Regions from separate parts of the Homo sapiens genome. Here region 1 is linked to region 2. Evidence: read pairs that join two places in POLR2A ChIA-PET (ENCODE). Cell type or tissue: MCF 10A. All regions are shown on one strand. Links, peaks and the distances in the headings refer to the core of each region. The heading gives the core; the rest is flanking DNA.

Region 1 (7,782 bases), core at 1,114-6,113, 110 kb before region 2:
AGGTCAAGTCTGCAGTGAGCTGTGATCGCACCACTGCACTCCAGCCTGGGCAACAGAGTGAGACCCTGTCTCAAAAAAATGAAAAAAGAAACTTTACAGCTTGATGTAATCCCATTTATCTATTTTTGCTTCGTTGCCTATGCTTTGGGGGTTATCTGCAAAAAGTCCTTACCCAGGCCAATGCCGTGGAGTTTTCCCAAATGTTTTCTTTTAGTAGTTTCATAATTTGGTTCTTACATTTAAGTCATTAATTCGTTTTGAGTTAATTTTTGTATATGGTGTGATCTGAGGGCAGGTTTAGAGGCTCAGTCCATGATTACTGGCCTGGAATATGGGATGTGGGATGTGGGGGTTTGCCTGGTGCTGGGCCTGGTACTGGGGTCTAAGGAAAAGTCCTATGCTTACTTCCCTCTCTTCCTCCCCAGAGGATGGCATCTCTCAATTCAGTGCTGCCTGGGGCTGGGGATGGATGATGTGGGTAACTTAAAACTGCCTCTCCTGCCCTCGCCAATATATACTTTCTCATTATGCTACAACCAGATACTGCTCTCTCTCACCTGGTTTCCTTAGCTCGTGTGAAGATATTTTCAAGCATGAATAGTTGTTCAAATTGATGTTTCTGTGGCGGGACAATCACTGTAAAGTCCTATTTTGCCATCTTGCTTCACTCCTATCCAGCAAAAGAGAGAATCTTGAAAGCATCACAAGAGAAGTAAACTTGTCTCATATAAGGGATCCTCAATAAGATTAACAGCTGATTTCTCATCAGAAACCATGGAGGCCGGAAAGTTGGCATATTTAAAATGATGAAAGAAAAAAAAAACTGTCAACCAAGAACTCTATATCCAAAAAATAATTCCTTAGAAAATTTGTAATTTAATTTTTATTTCTAATAAAATGAACACTTCACAAATTTGCACGTCATCCTTGCCCAGGGGCCATCCTAATCTTCTCTGTGTCATTCCAGTTTCTAGTATATATGCTACTGAAGCAAGGGAACCCAGAAAAACTATTCTTCAACCAATAATAATTCAAAGCCCTTTCATGGAGAACAATCTCATCAATAAATGATGCTGGGCCAACCAGATATCCAAATGCAAAAAAATAAAGCTGAGGCCTTTCCTCACACTATAAACAAAAGTCAACTCAAAAGGGACCGAAACCCTAAGTATAACAGTTAAAGTTACAAAAAACTCTTAGAGAAAACACTGGGGCAAATCCTAATGCCCTGGATTTGGCAATGGGTGCTCAGATGTCACCAAAGTCACATGCAACAACAATAGATAAATTTGTACTTTATCAAGACTAAAAACTTTTGTGCATCAAAGAACACTGTCGGCCAGGTGTGGTGGCTCACGCCTATAATCCCAGCACTTTTGGGAGGCTGAGGCGGGTGGATCACTTGAGGTCAGGAGCTTGAGACCAGCCTGGCCAACATGGTGAAACTCTATCTCTACTAAAAATAGAAAAATTAGCCGGGCATGGTGGTGCATGCCTGTAATCCCAGCTACTCAGGAAGCCGAGGCACGAGAATCGCTTGAACCCAGGAGGCGGAGGTTGCAGTGAGCTGAGATCATGCCACTGCACTCCAGCCTGGGCAACAGAGCGAGACTCCTTCTCAAAAAATAAATAAATAAATAAATTAGTCAGGTGTGGTGGTGCACACCTATAGTCCCAGCTACTTGGGAGGCTGAAGTGGGAGTATCACTTGAGCCCAGGGGTCTGAGGCTGTAGTGAGCTAAGATTATGTCATTGCACTTTAGCCTGGAAGAAAGAACAAGACCCTGTTTTTTAAAAAGAGGAGAGAGAAAGTGTGAAAAGACAGCCCTCAGAATGGGAGAAGGAAATTGCAAATCATGTATCTGATAAAAAATCTACTATCCAGAATATATAAAGCATTATTATTATTATTATTATTATTATTTTTGAAATGGAGTTTCGCTCTTGTTGCCCAGGCTGGAGTGCAATGGTGCGATCTTGGCTCACCACAACCTCCGCCTCCCGGGTTCAAGCACTTCCCCTGCCTCAGCCTCCTGACTAGCTGGGATTACAGGCGTGTGCCAGCATACCCAGCCAATTTTTTTTGTATTTTTAGTAGAGATGGGGTTTCTCCATGTTGGTCAGGCTGGTCTCGAACTCCTGACCTCAGGTGATCCGCCTGCCTGGGCCTCCCAAAGTGTTGGGATTACAAGCGTGAGCCACCGCACCTGGCCGTATAAAGCACTGTTACAACCTAACAACAATGAAGACATACAACCCAGCTTAAAAATGGACAAAGAACTTGAATAGACATTTATTCAAAGAAGATACACAAAGGGCCAACAAGCACATGAACAGATAGATGCTCAACATCACTAATCATCAGGGAAATGCAAATCAAAATCACAACATGATATCAGTTTACAACCACTACGATGGCATAACAACAGAAATTAACAAGTGTTGACAGCGTCTTAGTCCACTTGTGCTGCTGTAACACAACTCCATGGACTGGGTAAATTATAAATAGAAATTTATTTTCTCACAACTCTAGAGGTTGGGAAGTCCAAGATTAAGGCTCCAGCAGACTTGGAGTCTGGCGAGGGCTGCTCTCTTTGCTTCCAAGATGGTGCCCTGTTACTTCATCTTCCAGAGGGGATGACCACTGTGTTCTCGGGAACAGAGAAGGGGTAGAAAGATGAGGCTCCTAGCAGGAAACCCTGGCACATCCCATCTCCCTCAGTCTCTTCTCTGAGTCCTCTCTCTAAGGGGCCTGGAGGGATGGACCAGGTACCTGTTGGGAAAGGAAAGCTGTCAGCCTTTAGGGCCACACTTAAATGGGACATGAGGGCCCAGCACCCTGAGGGTGGGGCTTGACATCAGATCCTGGGTCAATAATTGAGGAGGCTGGCAGTGCAGTTACTTGTGTAAGCCTGTAAGTGTTCAGCCTCAGTTTCCTATCTAAGAAGCCACAGGTGATACTGGAGAGAGAGAGAGAGATGACCTGGGCTGATTTCCCCAGAGAGCCTGGCCCCAGAGACACAGATCTGGGTTAGTATCTCAGTTTTACACCTAAAAACTTAGTAAATCTTTGTAAGGTTACCAATCCCTTGGAGCCTCAGCTTCGTTGTCTGTAAAATGGGGACAATAATACCTGCAGAAGACTGTAGTGAAGGAAAAGTGAAGAAAGTTTATACCGTGCCTCATTCCCCAAACATTTTGAGGCAGTGAGATGATGTACGCAGAGGACCTGGACCAGTAAGCCTCCTTTGCTGTGTTCCCTCTCCCCTCCACATCCTGTCCCTTCCTCCCTCCCAGGCTGCCTTCATGACCTCACCTGTTTCCCACCCGCGATTTCAGGAAAGGGTCTGATAATCCTATCCCACGCAGAAAGCCGGTCTGTGTGGGAGCCCAGGGCCCCAAGACTGGCAGAGAGGAATGGGGGGAAGACAGGGTCTCACCAGGGTCCCTGACAACCCAGCTTTGCCCAGTGTAAGCCCGGCTGGTTTCCACCAGGTGTTCAGGGGTCACTCCAGCTCACAATCCATTTGCACTGAAGTTGTACCTGTGGCCATGGCAGCACGGTACCAGCTTGCAAACACACCCTGCCCCTGCCCCCTGCTTCCTAGCGGACCTGCCTCTCCCCCAGATCCAGCCACCACACTCACCTCTCCAGGCACCCCGCTGGCCAGGCCCCAGCGCGCATGCCTTCACGCGGCTGTAATCACAGCACCCCTTCCAGCTGCTTGCGCGGGCTTCCAAGTTGCAACACAGTCCTCGGAACTTTGCTTTCTAGTGCCGTCAAGGCAAAGCACGTAACTCCAGAGCCACACCCTTGCCCTGAGTGGTTTTCCCCTTCTTTCGGGTTATTTCATCAGGGTAAATTCCCAGCAATCAGAGTCTTGAGCTAGAGAACATGGTATTTGTATGGTTCTCGCTGCTTATTGCCAAATTATTTTCCCACAGGCTTGTGTGCTTTTGCTATGAATAAATGAATAGATTGAATAGATGAGTTTGACTATACCATTACTGCCATTGAGCTTTTTTTTTTTTTTCTTTTTTTTAGACAGAATCTCACTCCATCACCCAGGCTGGAGTACAGTGACGTGATCTCAGCTCACGGCAACCTCCACCTCCTGGGTTCAAGCAATCCTCCTGCCTCAGCCTCCCGAGTAGCTGGGATTACAGGTGTGCGGCCACCATGCCTGGCTAATTTTTATATTTTTAGTAGAGACAGGGTTTCACAATGTTGACAGGGTGGTCTCGAACTCCTGACCTCAAATGATCATCCCTCCTCAGTTTTTCAAAGTCCTGGGGTTACAGACATGAATGAGCCACTTCACCTGGCCTCATTGATTCTTACCATTAACTTTTCAAAATTTTTGCAAATAGCTTTTTTTTGTATGTGTGTGACAGGGTCTCACTCTGTCACCCAGGCTGGAGTGCAGTGGCACAATCATAACTCACTGCAGCCTTGAACTCCTGGACTCAGGTAAACCTCCTGCCTTAGCCTCCTGAGTATTTGGGATTGCAAAGACCTTTATTTTTGTTTCTATAAATAAAAACTGCTTGTCAAAATATTCTTACACTATAGACCAATAGGAAGGCCTCTGGTAAACAGATATCTTACACCAAATAACCGTACATTTTTAGTCTGCCGTCATAGCTCTTCCTGAAAAACATATCCCATGTTATCTCCACGTCCTTCATAGGATATTTTCCTGCATGATTGTAATGCTATTATGACACTTAGTGGTCAGGAAGTCTTTGATGTCATCTAATGCCCTGTCCACAGTCACACTTCCCCATTGCCTGAAAAATAAAGTCTCTTTTCATGTCTTTTGTTCAAATAGAATCCAAACACAGGCCACACGTATCTGGGTGTTGTGCTTCTTAATTCTCTTGTAACCTAGAGCGCCCCCTCTTCCCTTCTCGCGGTTGGCTTGCGGCACGAGCTGGTTTCTGTCCTGCAGAGGGACCCTCCCTCCCGATCTGGGCTGCCTTGAGGTGTTGTTTAATGCGACCCTCCATCCCCTTCCTCCTTGAAACTGGAAGTCAGTCGTAAAGCGAATGCGCAGGATTCAGGCTCAACTTTTTTGGCAGGAAGTCTCAGGGGTGGGGCTGGGAGCATCCTCACACATTCCTTTTGGAGGCACAGGGCATCTGGCTGCTCCTGTCTTGGGGATACAGTCAACAGCCCCTCCAAGGTAACTGTCCCCATCGACATTCTAGGTGTTGATCAGTGCCTGTGGCTCAGCGGTCAGCAAGGATCTACTCCTCAGCTCACTGCTGAGGGGAGCAGTGATTCCCTCATTCACTCATTCATTGAAGCTTTCCAGTTGAAAATAAATCTGGAAAGAGGAAGGAAGCTGGCGTTCATGGAGCACCTTCTAATGTGCTGGCACAGTGCCTGACGCTGTGTTGTACTGTTTTATTGATCTATTTAATTTATTTATTTTATCTATTTATTTTAGACAGAGTCTTGCTGTTGCCCAGGCTGGAGTGCAATGGCATGATCTCGGCTCACTGCAAACTTCCCCTCCTGGGTTCAAGTGATTCTCTTGCCTCAGTCTCCTGAATAGCTGGGATTACAGGCATGCGCCACCACACCCAGCTAAGTTTTGTATTTTTTTATAGAGACGGGGTTTCACCATGTTGACCAGGCTGGTCTTGAACTCCTGACCTCAGGTGATCTGCCCGCCTCAGCCTCCCAAAGTGCTGAGATTACAGGCATGAGCCACCACACTCGACTGTTATATTTAATCTTCAGAACAGCAGGGCGAAGAAGAAAATGGGTAGGATCACGACAGAAATCACAGCCAGTAACTCGGGCTGCCTCATCTCATCAATCCCATCCTCGTGGCAGACTGTGCGTTAGATCCCTAATTTACCAGTGAGGAAAGCAAGGCTGGGATCCGGTACTGACAGGCCCCAGGGCACAGAGCCAGCAGGAGGCGGGGCAGGGTTAGCACAGGTTTCTTCCCTTCTGCAGCGAGCCTCCTTTCTGCACAGGCACCGACGGGGTCACGACCCGCCTCAGTGCTGGCTGCCCTCAGGCAGTGCCGACCCAGACGGGGTCTGTGTGTACACAGGCCCACCTAACACTGCCTTTAGAACTTTCTGCTATGAAGACACAAGCATGACCAACAGTGTCCTTGGCTCAGCAGATGTTTCTTCGCCACGGTCCCAGCTCTTCACAGTCCCCGTGCAACACCGAAGCAGTCCGGGAGCCTGTGGGCTGTCCAGCAGAGGTGGCCGGGGGAGGCCAGCGGAGGCTCACCTGGAGATGGAGCTGTGGGGAACACTGGCATGGAGATGGGGCTGGGGCCAGGCAGTGCAGGAGATGACCAGGCTGTGTAGAGGGTGAGCAGCCGTGGGGCTTCGAGACAGCCCAGAATAATGGAGGAGGAATCATCTAACTCCTAGGAAGGCGTCTTAGTCCATTCAGGCTTCTACTGCAGAATGTCACAGACTGGAGAGCTTAACAACAACAGAAATTGATTTCTCAGAGTTCTGGAGGCTGGGAAGTCCAAGGTCACGGCACCAGCAGCTTTGGTGTCTGGCAAGGGCCTGCTTTCTGGTTCTCTAGCTGTGTCTTCTCATGGCAGAAGGGGCAAGGGCCCCCTTTTATATGGGCAATAGTTCCATTCATGAGGGCTTCATCCTGTGACCTAATAACCTCACAAAGGCCCTCCTAATACCATCACTTTGGGGCTTATGCCTCAATATATGAATTGACGGGGCTGGGGACAAACATTCAGTCTACAGCAGAAGGGAGCTGCAGAATCTTACCCAGAACCTCCACATCATCAGCGGGAGAAAGACAGCACCAGCCGTCTCCACACTGGGGAACACACAGCCATCAAAAGAACAGCAGGGGCCACACACTGGTGGAGGTTTCACTCAGCAAGACAGGCGGACAGTGAAAAAGTCAAAGGGGCAGAACCATGTGGACACGTTGTGCGCTTTGTGACACACTCATAGAAACTCTTTTTTTTTTTTCTTAAGACGGAGTCTCACTCTTGTCACCCAGGCTGGAGTACAGTGGCGTGATCCTGGCTCACTGCAACCTCTGCCTCCCGGGTTCAAGTGATTCTCCTGCCTCAGCCTCCCGAGTAGCTGGGATTACAGGTGTGTGCCACCACACCCAGCTAATTTTTGTATTTTTAGTAGAGACAGGGTTTCACCATGTTGGCCAGGCTGGTCTGGAACTCCTGACCTCAGGTGAACTGCCCACCTTGGCCTCCCAAAGTGCTGGGATTACAGGCATGAGCCACCATGCCCAGCCAATAGAAACTCTTTTCTTTTTTTCTTTTTTTTTTTTTTTTGAGACAGAGTCTTGCTCTGTTGCCCAGGCTGGAATGCAGTGGCGCAATCTGGGCTCACTGCAAGCTCCGCCTCCCGGGTTCACACCATTCTCCTGCCTCAGCCTCCTGAGTAACAGGGACTACAGGCACCCGCCACCACGCCCGGCTAATTTTTTGTATTTTTAGTAGAGACGGGGTTTCACCGTGTTAACCAGGATGGTCTCAATCTCCTGACCTCGTGATCCGCCCGCCTCAGCCTCCCAAAGTGCTGGGATTACAGACGTGAGCCACCTCGCCCGGCCAGAAACTCTTTATCCACGCTGCAGGTGGGTGTAAACACAGGAAAGGCCTGCAAGGAGAAGGAGCAAAAGCTGAAACCGCTGTTACCTGGGACCTAGGATTTGGGCGGGGAATGGGGGCAGTTAATTGTACATATATATAAGAAAAGTGAATTCATGGATTACTTGGATATTTAAAACTAATCTAACAATACAAA
Region 2 (7,782 bases), core at 1,215-6,214:
GGCCTTCCAGGGGGTCCCCCACTCTAGGTGAGGCCTGGTCCAGTCACGAGCCCCTGAAGCCCCCAACCTGGACATGCCAGGGGAGGGTGTACAGCAAAGACAGTGATTTCTGAAGTCAACTGGACCCCCCAACCCAAGACATCCTCTGGCATAGTGTAAGTTCGTGCCAAGCCTAATGTTAGATAGGACCAAATACATCAGAGCAGTTACTGGGAGCTTATTAGCAGGCACTAAGCCTTGACACTTGACAAGTCCCACTGCGGTTAATCCTTGTGGAAGTCAGGCCACAGGAGAGCAGCACCAGCCTGCTTGGTGTCCCCCACCCACTGCTGATCAGTGGTTCTCCGAGGCAGTGTAACTGGGCGGGATGGGCAGGCACCCCCACCACCCACAGAAAGTGCAGTGGTGCTGCTTCTCCCCAGAGCACTCTGCAGGGCCTCACCAGCTCACCCCGCCCAATTTGGAAGGGAAGGCGTCCCCCAGAAAACGGAAGGAGAGCCCCATCCACCCTGCTCAGCAGAGCAGCTTGGTGGTAGCACAGGAGCCAGGGCTACTCATGCATCCTAGTGATCAGGGTCTTGAGGGAGTGAGGTTTTTGCGAGGGCCTCTTCCTTGGGTCTGGCTCATGCCCTGAACCATAGGGCATTTCGTGACTGAGGCACACACCCTATGTCCAGGAGGAGGACAGCAGACCCCATGGTGCTGAGGACCTAGAATGTACATCTGGCCAGAGCCCAGGTCAAGTGCAGAAGCTGGTCCCTGGGGCAGTCGTGCTGGCCGAGAAAACACTGCGCCCAGACCATGTGCCCTGAGATGTTGCCACTTTAGCCACAGCCTCCTGCCCTTCCCAGTGATAAAATGAACCTCATTGGAAAATCCCCCACTTCAGTGTAGATGATGATTCTCATTGTGTCCCCAAAGCAGGGAGGCTCCCAGGAGGCCCACCCACACCCAAACTTGGACACTCCAGCCCTGACTCAGGATGAGTAATTGAAAAGAAAACAACAGGACAATAAGCAAAGATTTATAAAATTTCTTTGACACTCAGCAGTGATAGCTGAAGAGCATGCTTTTAAGGAAGTCTGAACGCCCAGCAACTATACCACACAAGGAAATTACACAAAGATTCTGCAGAGACAACATGGATTCCAGAAAACAAATTAATGATAGGATCATAGACTGAGATGAAAGAAAGTGTAGCAGAATTAAGAGAATAATGTAAAGAAACAATATCACCGGCCAGGCATGGTGGCTCACGCCTGTAATCCCAGCACTTTGGGAGGCCGAGGCGGGCGGACCATGAGGTCGGGAGATCGAGACCATCCTGGCTAACACGGTGAAACCCCATCTCTACTAAAAATACAAAAAATTAGCCAGGCATGGTGGCGGGTGCCTGTGGTCCCAGCTACTCGGGAGGCGGAGGCAGGAGAATGGCGTGAACCTGGGAGGCGGAGCTTGCAGTGAGCCGAGCTCGCGCCACTGCACTCCAGCCTGGGCGACAGAGTGAGACTCCATCTCAGAAAAAAAAAAAGAAAGAAAAAGAAACAATATCACCATAGATATAAAAAAATGGAGAAGGGGATGGACGTGGAGCCAGTTAATATGGATCCAACATATGGGTAACTGGTGTGCACAAGAAGCGATCAGAGCACAGAGCAGTAAAAAATAAATAAATAAATACATAAAAAATAAAGCTGAGCTGTGGTCAGCACATCTGTTGAAACTGGGCTTTTCTTATTTAAGCCCTCCCATTTTTGGGTGTGACCTCACAAAAACAAACACTACAATTTTTTTAAATAGAGGAAATCATGGTGAGAATAAAGAAAAAGAATAATGGAAAAGATTTCAAAAGATGCTGTGGGAGAAATCTTTCCCGAACTGAAGGAAAACTTGAGTTGGATATCCAAAGAAGGGATCAAAAATAGTCAATAGACCAGGCACAGTGGCTCAAGCCTATAATCCCAGCACTTTGGGAGGCCAAGGTGGGTGGATCGCCTGAGGTCAGGAGTTCGAGACCAGCCTGGCTAACATGGTGAAACCCTGTCTCTACTAAAAAAATACAAAAATTAGCCGGGTGTGGTGGCGAGCACCTGCAATTCCAGCTACTTGGGAGGCTGAGGCAGGAGAATCGCTTGAACCCGGGAGGCAGCAGTCGTGGTGAGCCAAGGTCACGCCACTGCACTCCAGCCTGGGCAACAGAGTGAGATTCTGTCTCAAAATAATAATGGTAATAATAAAAACAAATAAGACTTCACAGTGATGCTTTGAAAAAAATAGTCAATATTTATGAAGCGTATCCCACATCTAGACACCTCCTGGTGGAATTATTGAACCTCAAGGGTAATAGGGAATCTTTCTGTCCTCTAGGGGGAGAGGGAAACGGAGCTACTTGCCCAGAAAAATTCTCAGGCTGGCCTTGGATCTTTCCCTCAAGGCACTCATATGCGGGCTATTCATTGAGAAAATGCAGTGGGGTGGAGGCAGACATCCCTCACCGCATCCCCCGCATCCCCCTGCTCCCCCCGCCCCCCCGCCACCTCCCCGCCAGGATCAGCGGGGTGCTACCTGTGCAGGAAGCCGCCCGCGTGAGCTGGGTTGTGCGGCAGGAACTGGGGAGGTGGGAAAAGCTGCAGCTGGCAGATCCTGCTGTGCAGGAATGTGGCTGAGCCTGGGGATGCCAGAACTTCTGGGATTTTTCCCCCAAGGAAACCAGGATTTTAAAGTGAACACTCAGAATTTTAAAAACTCAAATATTTTTACAACACAGTGTGGGTCAAACACAGCACGGTGCTGGACTGTTCTTTGCGACCTCTTTGTGCCTAAAGCCAGTTGAGAGTGCCTGGAATCACTTCTGGAACGAAGGGCTCATCATCCCCGTGGGACATGAACCCCAAAGCCTGTTTGATACTATAATAGCGCACAGGGGAGAGCTCTCTGCACGGTCAGGCTGGTGGCTGCTGGTCACTGAAAGAGGGATGTGTATTTCCTCCGGATCCCATTGTAGTAGCCGCTGCCCTAGACATCCCTGGTGCTAATCCCTGGTTCCACTGTAGTTGCTGCCGTAAACATCTGTGCTAATCACTGTAAACAAAGTGTGCTTAACAGAAGTCTTGAGGCCTGGAGTTTGCAGAGAGTTCTCAAGCCTTGAAATCATCTCTCTTCACATCTGACATGAACCTCCTTCTCAATAGCATTTCTCTCTTAACTTTTCTTTCAGAATTTGTTGTCATCCACAATGGGATCATCACAAATTACAAAGATCTGAGGAAATTTCTGGTAAGATGCTTCCCCTAGGTGATGTCTCAGTCCGGTGGGATTGGTCTCCCCAGAAACTTTCCAGCCAGCTCATTTCCTTGCGGAAACCAGTGTGGGAACTGAGTGAGACCCACACTCAGCCACGTCACCGTGTTGAGAAGAAACCTCTGCCTTGGCTGAGCCAGGCCCTGCAGATCTCGTTTGAGGAGATAACAGGGCATTAGTGTTTATCTCAAGGGCCACTGCAGATTCCCAGAATCAAAATAACAGGAGCTTCGTTTTATTAAACTGTCTGCATTATATAACACAGCGACTCGTATACCGGCGGAGTTGGGACGGAAAGTCAGACAGTGACTGTCTGAAGTTTGAAAGGCTCTGTGGTGTTAGTTGGGATGTGGGTGGGTTTGACTCAACGTATTTTATCATTTTGACTGCTGTTATTTTGCAATGTCCAGATTAGTGGCAAGGGTGAGCTTCTGAGGTGGGATGATCTCAGGGCCTCCGGGAGTGACTCAGAGGTATTTGGCTGTGATGCTGGCAAACATTTTTCCCCCCTTCCCGGTTTTCCCTGTTCTTGACTTAAGTCACTCCAAGGGCAGATCACCAGGGAGGAGAGGGAGTTGGCCAGGCAGGCATTGTGCAATGACCAATCTCTCACACTGTGCCGACTGCATATTCCAGGAAAGCAAAGGCTACGAGTTTGAGTCAGAAACAGATACAGAGACCATCGCCAAGCTGATTAAATATGTGTTCGACAACAGAGAAACTGAGGACATTACGTTTTCAACGTTGGTCGAGAGAGTCATTCAGCAGTTGGTGAGTTACAAATCCCATCTGTCTAACTCATTCCTTCATTCTTTCATTAAAAACATTTTTTTCAAGCAGCAAGTGCCAAGGAATCCTTCATTTTTTATAAGCCCTTGTTAGACAAACTTGCACAGAGTCCTGGGGATAAAAGACAGCCCATCTGCAGAGCCTGGCCTTAAGATGTTACACTCTTGTAGAACTGGAAGACGTTCTGTGGTTTGGGTAGTCAACATCAAATAGAAAGTGCCCTGCTTCATCGTGACACTTCTGAAATTGTGACTGGCATTAGAGTCCGTGGCTTTTTATGATGCACACGTGAGCTTGGTGGTGGTGTGCAGAGAGAGTTGTGGTACCAAGCGAGGATGTGTTTCTAGGTTTTTCTTTTTTGAGACAGAGTCTCACTCTGTTGCACAGGCTGGAGTGCAGTGGTGTGATCTTGGCTCACTGCAACCTCCACCTCCCAGGTTCAGGCAGTCCTCCTGCCTCAGCCTCCTGAGTTAGCTGAGACTACAGGCACGCACCACCACACCTGGCTAATTTTTGTACTTTTAGTAGAGACAGGGTTTCACTATGTTGACCAGGCTGGTCTCGAACTCCTGACTTTAAGTGATCCACCTGCCTTGGCCTCCCAAAATGCTGGGATTTACAGGCGTGAGCCACTGTGCCTGGCCTGTTTTTGTGATAGGTGATATCACAGCATGTCTGTATGTGGAACGGAATGGCCCAAAAGAGGGAGAGAGGGAGAGAGATTGGGGACATCCCAGAGGACAGGGCCCAGGGAGAAGAAGTCCCTGAGAAGGGAGCACACACTGGGCGTATTGTCCAAGGGGAGGCCCCTACACTGAGGAGGAGGTGGAGCAGACACAGGCCCATGCAGGGTGCGGGAGGACGAGAGGGGTCCGGGCCTCTCAGAGCCCATCCTGTCAGACAGCAGTGCCACCCAGTAGCTCCCCCAGGGCTGTGGCAGCCTGGACACTGGCCCAGAGTCCAGAACATCTGGCAGGCACCATCCTGTAGTGTAAAATACATCATTCTTGAGCAGGTGTTTTCAGAGTCTGATTTAAAAAGTAAGTCTACTGTTGAAGCCTTTTTGTCCTCTAACTCCCGTTTTTGGAGGTCCATCATTTAGAGGACGTGTTTATAAAAAACAGCCTATCCCACATTTAATGTGCTGGATAAGGTACAGTGAGCCAATTAGGTATTACAGCATGCTGTTTCTTCTTTTCCATTTTTATTTTGAAATTTCAGAAATACCTCTCTCATAATGACACTTTTAAACTTAAGACTTTTCCTACCTGGGACAGTACCGGGCTCTTTTTGGCAGAGAACGTGCAGTGTTTTTCCATTCAGTCCTATTTTATTGTTGACAAAAGCACCAGGGTCTGCCTGAAGCCCCCTGGTTTGGGGCAGTTTGAAAGCCCCAATGAGGCCTGGGGACGGTGACTCAGGTTCCTGGCCCTGTAGCTGAGTTGGCAACCTGGACCCGACACGCTGACCACCCGGGGCCTGGGGCTGCCCGTGGCTTCCACACTTGGAGGATTTCTTGTGGAAATTCAGATTTGCAGCTGGTTATATATAACTGAGCTCTGCTAGGGTTGCGGTAAGTTAGTACAGGATGGTCAGGACGTGGGGGAAGAATTTACACCAAGAATTTAAGTCAAAAAACCATCTGGCCTCTTGTGTTAGGAGAGCTGGATTCTAGTTCTGGCTTTGCACAAACCAACCAGCTGAGGCCCAGAGGGCAGGTGGCAGTCGTATCCATGGAAAGGATAATAGCAGTAACGGTCATGACAACCTGTGCTTCTCTTGGGTCTCCGGATGCCAGGCTCAGTGCATTAGCTTATCATCGTCACGGAAGCCCCGCCAGGTGGCGCTGTTCTCACTTCCTTCACCGATGAGGAGAACGAGGCGCCAAGAAGGCTAAAGGGAGAGCCCAGTGCAGGGGTGGAGCCAGGATTTGAACCCAGGCCCTACCGTGTGTTGAGCTAAAGTGCACTTCACAGGGGCTTGCTGAGTAGGTGCTGTCCCTGAGCAGGGCAGGGAAGCCTGGTCCCAGCTATCATTTCCTGTGACTCTCACTGCCCCGTCTACCCAGCTGGCACCCCTGCCGGGCTCCCTGTGGGCCTGGGCAAGCCGCACATCGCTCACCGTGGAATTCACATGTTCTGGTTTGTGGTACTTCCCGTGGCACCGTCTGTTTTGCTTTCCCTCGTGATGTCACCCCGGATGCGCTGTTCTGCACTCAGCTCCCCGAGGGACCCCAGGACCTCCCGCCATCAGGAGGGGCCCAGGGAGACGCACCTGGGCTGTGGCCAGGCTGCAGCAGCGGCTGCTGGAACGCGTTGACCCTCACTGTTTGTGTGTTTTCAGGAAGGTGCATTCGCGCTGGTTTTCAAGAGTGTCCACTACCCAGGAGAAGCCGTTGCCACACGGTGAGGCAAAACACACTGGCATTTCCCATAAGAAAGAACGAAAATAAAATCACTTAGCTGGAGGGAGACGGGAGAGGTAGGGCCTGTGGCACGCTGAAAGGTGCTCGTGGTGTCTAAAGAACAACTGTGGCTCAGCCCCGGGGACCGCGCCCCACCATCTCCATGGCTGGTGGTGCTACACTTCTGAATTAAAAAAAAAAAAAAAGAAACCAGAAAGTTGGATTTGTGTTTGAAATCTCCACAGATTTTTAGAGGTGGGCAACAAATTCCAGTTATAAATAAAATCGTACAGACAGGGCAGATCCAGGTTTTGTGGGGCTTGAAGCCTGTACAATGTGGGCCCCCCTTTAAGAAAAAGCAAAATTATGAACATGAAACTAGGGAGCAAAGTGAATATTGATTTGGATCCAGTACAGCAGAGGCCTTGAAGGCCCGGGGCTCAAGCTTCACCTTCACAAAGGAGCATGCCAGGAATCGGCTCAGAGAGCCTGCTTGCCCCAATGTGTCCCTCTGTTACGGTGGGCCCCCAGTGCTGCATGGATTTACAGAAGCAGGTTAAGTGCCATCCTGTTTATATTCACATAGGTTGATCATCCATCCAACCATGCAACTAATATTTACTGTGCACTTACTGTGTGCTGGGCCCTGGGGACTTAGTGACATCTGACCTGGTCCCTGCCTTGAAGGGCTGAACAGTTGTACAGGAGGGCAGAGAAGGGCAGAGGATAGTGATGCCCTGTGCCCGGCCCCAGCACAGGATATCACCTTACCTGGCAGGGGGGCAATGGCAGGTAGCCCCAGGCAGGCAGTGGGAAGAGGAACCAGCATGAGCAAAGGCAAGGGGCCCAGAGGGAGTGGGACCTCCCAGGATCCCCGTTGGCAAGGTGGGGGCATGGTGCAAGGGCATTGGTGGGACGGAGGCGTTCTAGGCCCAGTGTGTGTTTACTGACACCTGCTGTGTGCCAGGCATGGGAGACAGTGGTGAGCAAGGTGGTATGGACACTGCTCCAGGGCCTCAAAGGCTGTGGGGAGTGGAGAGGCGGACAGAGGCCGGCTCTAAATGGCCTCAGTGCCCTGTGGGCTGCGGGCTTCATCTGAAGCCCCAGGGGAGCCATCTGGAATGAACCTGTGGCCTGGGAGACGGCCGGAGAGGGTGAGGCTGTCTCTTCCAGACTGGCGTAGTATCTCAGCAGGAAACAACAGGAATTTATCATCATTTTTTTTAACCTTTTCTAAAACTGGAACTAATTTGCCATTTGGAATTTAATTCCTTCAATTCATAGAATTA

Evidence for each region. ChIA-PET counts read pairs that join two places held together with the same protein. Peaks named below come from ENCODE experiments on the same cell type or tissue, not always from the same donor. Only the 100,000 strongest peaks of a DNase experiment are listed, where the experiment ranks them.
Region 1: POLR2A ChIA-PET joins it to region 2 with 15 read pairs; 5 of 35 experiments call an interaction of 5 or more read pairs at or near these places.

The regions. Positions count from the first base shown.
Region 1 is chr5:180,437,721-180,445,502 of GRCh38, reverse strand. LOC124901152 (a long non-coding RNA gene) reads right to left here and starts at 3,744. Exons shown (of 2, transcript XR_007059086.1): 1 at 3,648-3,744; 2 at 2,263-2,773. It also overlaps the pseudogene RNU6-525P. RefSeq lists an enhancer at 2,916-4,115. In MCF 10A, for the core only: no CTCF peak of the experiment used is centred there; DNase peaks (open chromatin) are centred at 3,812 and 5,902.
Region 2 is chr5:180,326,989-180,334,770 of GRCh38, reverse strand. It overlaps GFPT2 (glutamine-fructose-6-phosphate transaminase 2), which reads left to right. Exons shown (of 19, transcript NM_005110.4): 5 at 3,218-3,276; 6 at 3,937-4,071; 7 at 6,433-6,494. Among named protein-coding and RNA genes, the nearest start is that of GFPT2, 22 kb to the left of the region's middle. RefSeq lists enhancers at 1-978, 1,967-2,954, 3,945-4,932, 4,933-5,922. In MCF 10A, for the core only: CTCF peaks have their summits at 2,347 (motif pointing right), 5,739 and 5,942 (motif pointing right); DNase peaks (open chromatin) are centred at 2,510, 3,360, 3,800 and 5,940.